Regions from separate parts of the Homo sapiens genome. Here region 2 is linked to region 1. A link is a loop called in an ENCODE intact Hi-C map of the cell type or tissue named here. Cell type or tissue: PC-3. All regions are shown on one strand.

Region 1 (5,000 bases):
AACCACTGCTCTCTTCAGAGCTGTCAGACAGGGACGTTTAAGTCTGCAGAAGTTTCTGCTGCCTTTTGTTCAGCTATGCCCTGACCCTGGAGGTGGAGTCTACAGAGGCAGACAGGCCTCGTTGAGCTGCAGTGGGCTCCACCCAGTTCGAGCTTCCTAGACACTTTGTTTACCTACTGAAGCCTCAGGAATGGCGGACGCCCCTCCTCCAGCCAGGCTGCTGCCTCGCAGTTTAATCTCGGACTGCTGCGCTAGCAGTGAGCAAGGCTCTGTGGGTGTGGGACCTGCCAAGCCAGGTGCGGGGTATAATCTCTTGGTGTGCCATTTGCTAAGACTGTTGGAAAAGCGCAGTATTAGGGCGGGAGTGTCCCGATTTTCCAGGTACCATCTGTCATGGCTTCCCTTGGCTAGGAAAGGGAAATCCCCCGACTGCTTGCACTTCCTGGGTGAGGCGATGCCCCACCCTGCTTCGGTTCACCCTCCGTAGGCTGCACCCACTGTCCAGCCAGTCCCAAGGAGATGACAGGTAGCTCAGTTGGAAATGCAGAAATCTACCTGTCTTCTGCGTCGATCACGCTGGGAGCTGCAGACCGGAGCTGTTCCTATTCAGCCATCTTGGAATGGACCCCCCAATTCTTTTTATATTATCTCCATATGTGGCCATCTAATTCCTGCCACAACACCTCCACTATTGGACAACTCATTACTTTTTCAGACTGATCATTTTATTTTTAGAAGACTTGAAATTATTGCAACTATTTTTTCAACATGTTGAGTCAAAAATCTTCCTCCCTATAACTTTTATCCATTGGTCTTAATTTTGCCCTCTCAGGTAATAAAAAATAAGATAGCATCTGAGAGCACTTCAAGTATTTGATTATAGTTATCATTTTTCTTTTTTGGGTTTCTATATTCCTAATGCCTTATTGATTTCTTCTGAATACTATTTTGTTTTTCAATATTCTTCTGAAATAGGACCTCAAAAACAACACAATACTGTATTTTAAATATGATTTGGCCACTAGTGCTCTTAATCCGCACCCCTTACCTCACCCTCTGCTTGATAATACTTGGTATTACCTACTTGTTCAAAGGTCAGTTAAGATTAGTTGCCTAAAGGTAGGAGCTAGAATTGTAGACTGGAAGAAATTTCAAGTGTCTTATAATATATAGAACCAGTATTTTGTTTTCATTAGGACTGATATTTATCTTTAGGGATTCAGTTTCTGTGATGTCCCTTGAAAGCGGCATTTTGGTGAGGAATTGAAGAACAACTGATCATTGTTTTAGTCTTACCATATAATAACTTTTTATTGATCTGTCCCTATTCAGTTTGCTACTGTTTTCTAGCATGGTTTATTCCAGCTTTTTGTTTCTCACTGAATCTTTTACTATCTTATTTCTATTTTTATTCTCTCTTTACAGTGCTAGTTTTCCAGCTTTTTAAAACCATGGAAATAATTACTTTTTGTAGTAAAGCTTTAAGTAATGTGAAATAGCCTGCTAAATTCTTGTAATCTACCATTGAAAAAACTAGTATTTCAGTCAGACACTTTTGCCTGCAAGAACTCAGGCTAACCCAAACAAGGGGAAAGTTTATTTGAAGAATACACATGGGTTAATAAGGGAAGAATCAGAATCTCACACAAATCCAAACTCCTTTGAGGAATGCAACTGGAGAGTTTTTCTGGATGTGAGTTTTTCTGGATGTGAGCTCCAGTGACCCCAAGAGCATGAGATATTTGATCTTCACACTAATATTTAATCAGTAGCTTGATTGATTCAGTTCTTCTCATAGGGTGACCAACCTTCCCTATTGGTCTAAGATCGAGGGGTTTCCAGGACATGGGACTTTTCAGTGCTAAAACTGAGACAGTTCTAGGTAAACTAGTATAGTTGGTCACCTTGTTTCTACATGTATGCTTCCCTCTTATTTTCTCATTTCTCTACCATTAACTGGTATTGTCATCTCCTCATCACAGCTTCATAACTTTGGTATACTTGAGGACCCGTTAGCCTCTTTTTTCCAGTTTAGGACCTTTTATGTTCAAGTCCTCTCTCTAACTTTTCTCTGGATATTTCCTAGTTTATTATCTGAGGTAAGGAATATTTATTGGCCCAGCTTGCCTTTTTGCATTAGGTCTACATTACTGGCCATCTTATAGATTGATAGCAATTGTGACAAAAGAAAGATAATGCAACTCGCTGCATTGCACTGGGATTCATGGGCTATAAAAAGTGGCTCATGTGAGTTCAACTTTTAATGTATGGTATTTTCTGGCCACTGAAAAGTCTAACACATTTAAAAATCAGTATGATATCATTTGCAAATAAACTACATTATACTTGAATAGAATTCAACTTTGATTAGATTTTTATGGCCTTAACAATACACTTTACATTGGTATTAGTCCTCCATGATAATAAAGTAGGTAAAATTCTATAAATATTAGATCTCATCTATACTCTTTTCCCATGACCTACATAGTATTACTAATTGTTTTGTTTATACAGTTACATGTAAATTCTATCTTATTCTTGATTGGCTAAAAAATTACACAAACAAGTTAAAAAGAACTGAAGAAAATATGAACAGTGTCCTAGTTAGATATCTATATTTCTCAAATTTTATCCTTCATATTTGCTTGATGCTTTAAATTTTACTATCTAATCATAGTTTGCTTTAGATTTTAAGATTTAAATCTCAAAATTTATATATTACAATTTTCGTTTTGTTACAAAGAAGTGCTTTTGCTAATTGTTAAAGTTATGTTTCTGTGTGCAAAATAGACATTTTTTTTGGTGTGCAGAAGACATTGCATCAAGGCCTATTTTTATTTGACATATTACTACACAACCCTTGCTCCAGTCAGCTAAGGCTAGGGAGGAAGTTGCCTAAGGCCGCCCCTTTAATAGGGCTTGTAGGCCTGGCAGTATTCCTTAGAAGGCACTGTGATTGGTTGTCTGGTATACCTGGGATATAGTCTCTAGGGGTCAGTGCAAGCAAAGTTTTGTTGGCAATGGTTTGTTAGTTAGGAAAACTAACAAACAGAAAGGAATAGCATCGACATCAACAAAAAGGACATCCACACCAAAACCCCATCTGTAGGTCACCATCATCAAAGACCAAAGGTAGATAAAACCACAAAGATGTGGAGAAACCAGAGCAGAAAAGCTGAAAATTCTAAAAACCAGGGCATCTCTTCTCCAAAGGGTCACAGCTCCTCGCCAGCAACAGAACAAAGCTGGATGGAGAATGACTTTGATGAGTTGACAGAAGTAGGCTTCAGAAGGTCGGTAATAACAAACTGCTCCAAGCTAAAATTTAGGCCCATGTTCTGTAGGATATTCCTGAGGTCTGATATATGTACATATGTATTTATATATGCAATATGAGAACCAAAAATGCATTTATATGTTTATGTTGTTCATGAGAGGAAGCTTTTTGAGGGATATTGTCTGGGATTTTTTTTCTCATTTTTTACACTGAGTTTTATTGAAAGTATATATGTACATAGTTTGAACAAGTAAAGTAAATAGTTGCATGCATTGTTATTAAAAAAGATAAGTACTTTGCACATTTCCTCATCTTCCTCAGAAGCAACTATTTGCATTCTTTTAGTTTTGTCTTTTGGTGTTAATATTCATATTTCTGAGCAACATGCTAGTAATACTCCTTCTTAATTAAAAAAAATTTAGGCATTTTTTATTGATTTACCACTAGGAAGGATGAGGATTTATTCCTCTTTCTCTCCCCTGCCACCACTACACATGCACTCTTTCCACTCCCGTCCTCTCTTTATAGTTATATTGTAATTTTGCTTAGATCTATATTAAACATTTATGTTGTTATGACTATATAAACATTAGTCACAGCTGATCTATGAGTAAACTATGATTATGTTTCCGTCTATGTATGGCTTTTTGTTTTATCTGGAGTTATATTGATTTTTCATTTGCTAGGTTTTCTATTTATCTAATTATTTATCTAATTATGAGTAATTCATCTTCATCAGGGAATCTAAGCCTTAGAGATTTAATCGTAGTCTGTTAATAACAGTTAACTACAAAAGAATCAATAGTGTGCCTAAGGTTCTAGATAGAAAAGACTTTTGGTCAAATTTTATGTTTTGAGTATTTACACACATACAACACATGCACATATGCATATGTACATTTAAACATATATGTAAGTATACATACAAATGTATATATATACCACAGACATTCACACAATTACATATATATGTAATGACCAACATCATCTTGCAGAGAAATGTGCTTATCTACTTGTTTATTTGAATTATTGCATAATTTAATTTATAATATCCCCCTGGGTTCTATGTTTTTGTTAAATTGCTTGTTAACATTAACTTTAGTCTTTGTATTAGTTTCTGGTGGCTGCTGTAACACATTACCTCAAAGTTAATAACTTAAAAAATTACAGAAATTTATTATCTCTCAGTTCTGGAGGCCAGAAGTCCAGAATCCACTTCACTAAACCAAAACGAAGGTGTCCTCAGGGCTGTGCTCCATCCTCAGGTTCTAGGGGAAAGTTTGTTTCTTGACATTTCCAGCTTTTGGTGTCTGCTGGCATTCCTTTTCTTGTGGCTGCATCACATCAATTTCTGCATGCCATTTTCACATCACCTCCTTTTCTGTATGTTGAATCTTCCTCTACCTCTCTCGTAAGGACACTTTTGATGGCATTTAGGACCCGTATGGATAATCCAGGATTATCTTCTCAATGTCCTTAAGATCTCAAGATCCTTAACTTAATCACATTTGCAAAGGCCCTTTTTTCTTATAAAGTAATATTTACAGGTTCTAGGGATTAACACCTGGTATCTTTGGGTGGCCATTATTCACCCAATGACAGTCCTCAAAGCATGTCATTGAAAAAGCCTTTCCAAGATTGAGGCTTGGTGAAGGGTTATGGTAACTACAGAGAAACAGAAGAAAAATAATGTATATTCTAGCTTTTGGAGCAGTTGAAATAT
Region 2 (5,000 bases), 170 kb after region 1:
TCTTTTGGCCGGTGGCCACTGCTTCTGGATTTCTTCATTCTCCTTCAGAGGGTCCCGTGAAGACCAAGGCATCGGCTGGTTTACCCTCACTGCTGCGTCCCTCCTTTCGCCCTCCTTCCCCACCACAGCTACCATCTCCCTTCCTCTGTCCGGGACAGGATGTAGGGTTTCCATTCCCTTGAACACACAGGTCACTGGGGCGGAGGGGAAGTCACCAAATTTAATTTAACAAAATCTTCACAACCCAACAGTTTCAGTGTAGTGTGTTCCTAAGGCGACAGAGGAACAGATAGAAGGGAGAAACGAGCGTGGGGAGAACCATTGTTATTTGGGAAAGAATTCAACCAGTTTTCACTCCCTTCCCCCTCCCCCCCTGCTTTGGGCAGAATTCAGCTAGTTATTTTCCAATCCGGTTGTGTGTATAGACACACCACAGCTTCTTTGATCCCTGCCTTTCCTCCTAATAGACAAACTGCTGCCAAAGCTTCCAGCTTCTTTCTCCATGGTGACCAAGCCCCTCATTTCCATTTAATCTCAGCCTCCACCTCCCCTGTACCCCACCCCCTCCTTCATGTGGAGCTGGTTATTTCCTTTCTCTTCTCTCATTTCTCTCCCCTTCCCCCAGCAGTTCACAATCCTCTTCAAAGTTTCAGGAGTAAATATCAATGTGTGATGGTTCCTTCCTTTCTCCCCGACCTGCCTCTTTCTACTCTCTACCCCTTTTCTCTGGTGGCTCCCAAATCTTTGCTCTTCTTGGCTCTTCAAACACATTCCTCTTAGTTCCCCCTCAAACTCCCTTTCCTGCTCCAGTCTCTGGCCTAAGAGATGTGAAGATGCAGAGGAGGGAGGCAGGAGGGACGGGCCTCCCACTTCCCTACTTCCTTTCAGCAGACCCCTGAAGAAAAGAGGCGGAAGGAACTAGGAATGGGATGAGTTGGGTTCTTGCCAAGGGGCCCTCCCTCCCCTCCCTCCTCTGTCTCCGAGCTCTGCCTGCACTCGGGTTCACGCGGGAGAAGATGAATCTGCAGCACCAGCCCCTGCCAGTCTCCCACAGCCAGGGTGGCCAAGCCCTCAGGGCTCTGCAGGACAATCCTCGGCGTCTGCTGCTGCTGCTGCTGCTGCTGGAACCTTCTCAGGGTGTCCTCTGCTGGCAGGCAGGCTTCGCACACAGGTGAACAGAACTCACCACCAGTGAGAAAGCTGGCCGTCTCACACCTTGGCTAGTTTGTGAAACCCAACTCATTCCACCAATGTTGCCTCATGGACTGGCTTTGGAAATTCCATTAATAGCTCCTCTCTGGCCTTGAAGCCTTGCTACCCTAATCCATCAATGACCATTTCACAACCGGGGAATGACATCTGTCCATGTACTCACTTTTTATGGTCCGGTCCTTTACAGCCTACACACATTCTTCCTGAAGATCTCTTACTGGGTCCTCATGATAATGAAATTCCAGCTGTGCAGAGGGAAACTGAAGCTTGCAGAAATTAAATATATTCACCAAATATCTGAACAAAGAAGTAATCGGTGGAGCCAGGGCAAGAACCCAACTCATCCCATTCCTAGTTCCTTCTGCCTCCTTTCTTCAGGGATCTGCTGGAAGGAAGTAGGGAAGTGGGAGGCCGCACACTCTGGCACAAGGCAAAGGGGTTAACAGGAGTGTGTTGACTTTTGTCCTTCTGCCAAGTCCCCTCACATCCAATTTACATTGTTATACAATGCTGATCTGTACCATTCTTGTTAATGTTTCTTTATAGATGTTTTAGTTATGTCTGTCCCATATGTGCGTCTGACTTTTTTCGTAGAATCTGAGCTAGCTCCTTGCTGCACTACTACCCCGGGAATCAGAACAGGTTTCCGCATGCAGCTCTTTGGTGAGAGTGACTTAGGGCCCCTCGAGGGACATGAGAAAACGATTTCGATACCGTGAACACTGGGGCAGGTAGAAACCCAACTTATCCCAGCTTTTCCATCTTCCTGCCAGGCCCCGGCCGGGCTTCCCAGCCTCCTCGTTAGCCTCTGTGAAAAATTAAAGCCCCAATAATCAAATCAACCCTTGTAAATGCTCTAAAAGCCGCTCCAGAGCACCAAGGAGCCAGCAAACCCCAGACCCAAATCCATGTCAAATTTCATAGATATAATTTAAGCAGGGATCAAAACCCACACTAACCTAGTAACTAAGGCTGCTCAAAATGCACTTTATAGTCCATCTGCCTCTCTGCTTCAGGGAGTCTGTATTAAATTTATTGCAAAGTAAAACAAATAAACCCAGGCAAAGGCAAGATGGAAATCTGCATACTGTCAGAGAATTAGCAGCCCTCTCGGGTTAGGAAGGCTGCCTCTCAATTTGCATCTCTAAGGAGTTGTGACTGGGCTGGGGGGCTGGGATGGTCGGGGCAGGACGGAGACTCGGAGCAGGCCTGCCCCCTGCTGGCTGACTGTAGAACTACAACCCTCTGGCCGCGGTGGTGGGCTCTGCAGGGCTCGCCCCGCCAGCTTTTGAAAGACAATCTGCAGCTGAAATAAATGTTGAAAAGGTGTGGAATTGGAAGAGCACGTAGTAGAAAGAGGGGAGGGAAGGGCTCTGTGGGGAAGAGATCCTCATTTCTGAACATAAAGCTTGAGGAAGGCGGGAACTTGAAGTGGGTGGATATAGAGTTTCAGAGCTGTCTTTTCTGTTGTAGGAACAGGAGACTGCGGTGCATTTCTTGACTCCTCTTCCCCTTCTTTTCCTTCTCCCTTTCCCTTGCTCTCCATAATCACAAAACGCAGAAGACTGGAGTGCAGGCGGCAGGGGTCCTTGCATGGCACTGTTGGCTTTGCTGTGTGACCCTTGGAGAGAGCTGTGCCTGAGACCAGGGTGAGGCCTTGCTTGCAGGGTGGTGCTGGCGGGTTGGCGCCTGTGTGGCTGGAGACGGGGTGCTTCCTGAAATTCCGCTTCACCCCAGGCCTGGCACTGCTCAGTCGGCTCACCTGTGGATAGAGAGGGCCTCTGAGGCTCCTTTCAGAGTGAATATCTGAATTTGATGACTCTGGTTGAAGAGCTCAGGCATCAGTCACAGACTTTCCAGGGAAGCTCCCAGGATCCCCGATACTCTCCTAGGATATTCCCATCATAACCTTCAGCACTGGCTCCAGTGGTACCCTCTCTAGATTGAGGCTCCCCCTGACTTCTTTAGTCAGAGATGGGCTGTCTTCCTTGTACTCCTTTTATAGGTAGGTAGATGGTAGGTAGATAGGTAGACAGATAGATGTAGATATATTGATATACTTATAATCACGTTGTAATAATTTATTTATCAACCCCATCCCCTAGAATGCAAAGTCCTTGAGCTCCATGGACAAGGGGAAGGAGTAAGGCCTGGTGAGTGTCATGGCCAGTCTCAGTGTCTACCCGCTCCCCAATTCCTGCTTTTCCCAGCCAGCACCTGAAACACAGTATGTGTCAAATGAACGAAAGAATGAATGAATAAAGAATAAAGTGGCAGGCCGGGCGCGGTGGCTCACGCCTGTAATCCCAGCACGTTGGGAGGCCGAGGCGGGTGGATCACGAGGTCAGGAGCTCGAGAACATCCTGGCTAACATGGTGAAACCTCGTCTCTACTAAAAACATAAAAATTAGCTGGGCGTGGTGGCACGCACCTGTAGTCCCAGCTACTCAGGAGGCTGAGGCAGGAGAATTGCTTGAACCTGGGAGGCTGAGGTTGCAGTAAGCCGAGATTGCACCACTGCACTCCAGCCTGGGTGACAGAGCGAGACTCCATCTCAAAATAAATAAATAAATAAATAAAATAAAGTGGCAGAAGATGATGAAGGTTTGGCTGCACAGTTGACCTAGAAACCTGGCTTTGCCCTTGGCTTCCTATTGTATCCCTTATTCTTTGATTACCCTCATGATAGTCCTAGCTTGTCTACCTCCTGAGTGGTCCTCAAACTCATCTGCTTCTCCTCCTTTCCCTCAAGAGGCAGCCCCGCTAAGTGTGAACAGCAGAGAACATGGGATCAGGAAGACCTCAGTTCTAGTCCTGGCACCCATGCTTCACCTAGCCAGGAGAACCTAGCCAAGCCTCAGTTTCCATCTTTTTTTTTTTTTTTTTGGACAGCACAGCGTAGTGGTTAAGAGCATAGACACCCAAGCTAGACTGCCCGGGTTTTTTTTTTTTTTTTTTTTTTTGAGACAGGGCCTCCCTCTGTCACCTAGGCTGGAGTGCTGTGGTGAAATCTTGGCTCACTGTAACCTCCACCTTCTAGGTTCAAGCGATTCTCCTGCCTCAGCCTCCCAAGTAGCTGAGACTACAGGCACCCACCACCACGCCTGGCTAATTTTTTGTATTTTGGTAGAGATGAGGTTTCACCACGTTGCCCAGGATGGTCTCGAACTTCTGAGATCAGGCAGTCTCGGCCTCCCAAAGTGCTGGGATCACAGGCGTGCACCACTGCCCCCAGCCAACTGCCTGGGTTTTAATCCTGCCTCCTCCATTTGTTAGCCAAGCGGCCCTGGACAAGTGACTATTTAATCTCTCTGTGCTTCAGTTTCCTCATCCATAAACTAGAATTAATAGAATCTACTTCATAGTGTTGTCGTGAGGATTAAAAGAGCTAATACACATAAAGCCCCTAAAACAACACCTGGGACATGGTTAGTATTAACTAACGCAATAAACACTAGCAATTATTAATGAAAAGCAAAGGAATTTTATAGAACTGAAGGCAAGCACCAGAAGAGGCAGTCCCAGAAGAGGCTTTGAAAGGTAAGGAGGGAGCTTATGGATGAACAAGCGAAGCATTTCCACAAGGAACACACGCAGTGATGCTGAGGAATGATGCAGCCAATCAGGTGGCAGGGAAAAGCTCACGACTTCTTGGAACCTGCAGAGCCCAAGTTGGCATTTTTTCCAGCAGAATCAGAAGCATCAATGGGGTGAGTCCGAAGTGTCGAAAAGTGGAGCAGCTTGTTCTCTGGGATCTTCAGCGTGTTTGCTTATGAAATGTCAGCCAC

What was found. Hi-C counts contacts between places; a loop is a spot of excess contacts. Peaks named below come from ENCODE experiments on the same cell type or tissue, not always from the same donor. Only the 100,000 strongest peaks of a DNase experiment are listed, where the experiment ranks them.
Region 2: it touches region 1 in a loop (7-fold over the local background); 73 of 110 quality-filtered maps call a loop at or near these places.

The regions. Positions count from the first base shown.
Region 1 is chr11:124,968,169-124,973,168 of GRCh38, forward strand. All of the region lies in intron 4 of CCDC15 (coiled-coil domain containing 15), which reads left to right. Among named protein-coding and RNA genes, the nearest start is that of CCDC15, 16 kb to the left of the region's middle. In PC-3, CTCF peaks have their summits at 2,974 (motif pointing right) and 3,186; a DNase peak (open chromatin) is centred at 2,933; H3K27ac peaks cover 1,878 bases.
Region 2 is chr11:125,139,486-125,144,485 of GRCh38, forward strand. No RefSeq gene overlaps it. Among named protein-coding and RNA genes, the nearest start is that of PKNOX2-DT, 23 kb to the right of the region's middle. RefSeq lists an enhancer at 2,306-2,862. In PC-3, CTCF peaks have their summits at 2,430 (motif pointing left) and 2,630; no DNase peak of the experiment used is centred here; H3K27me3 peaks cover 633 bases.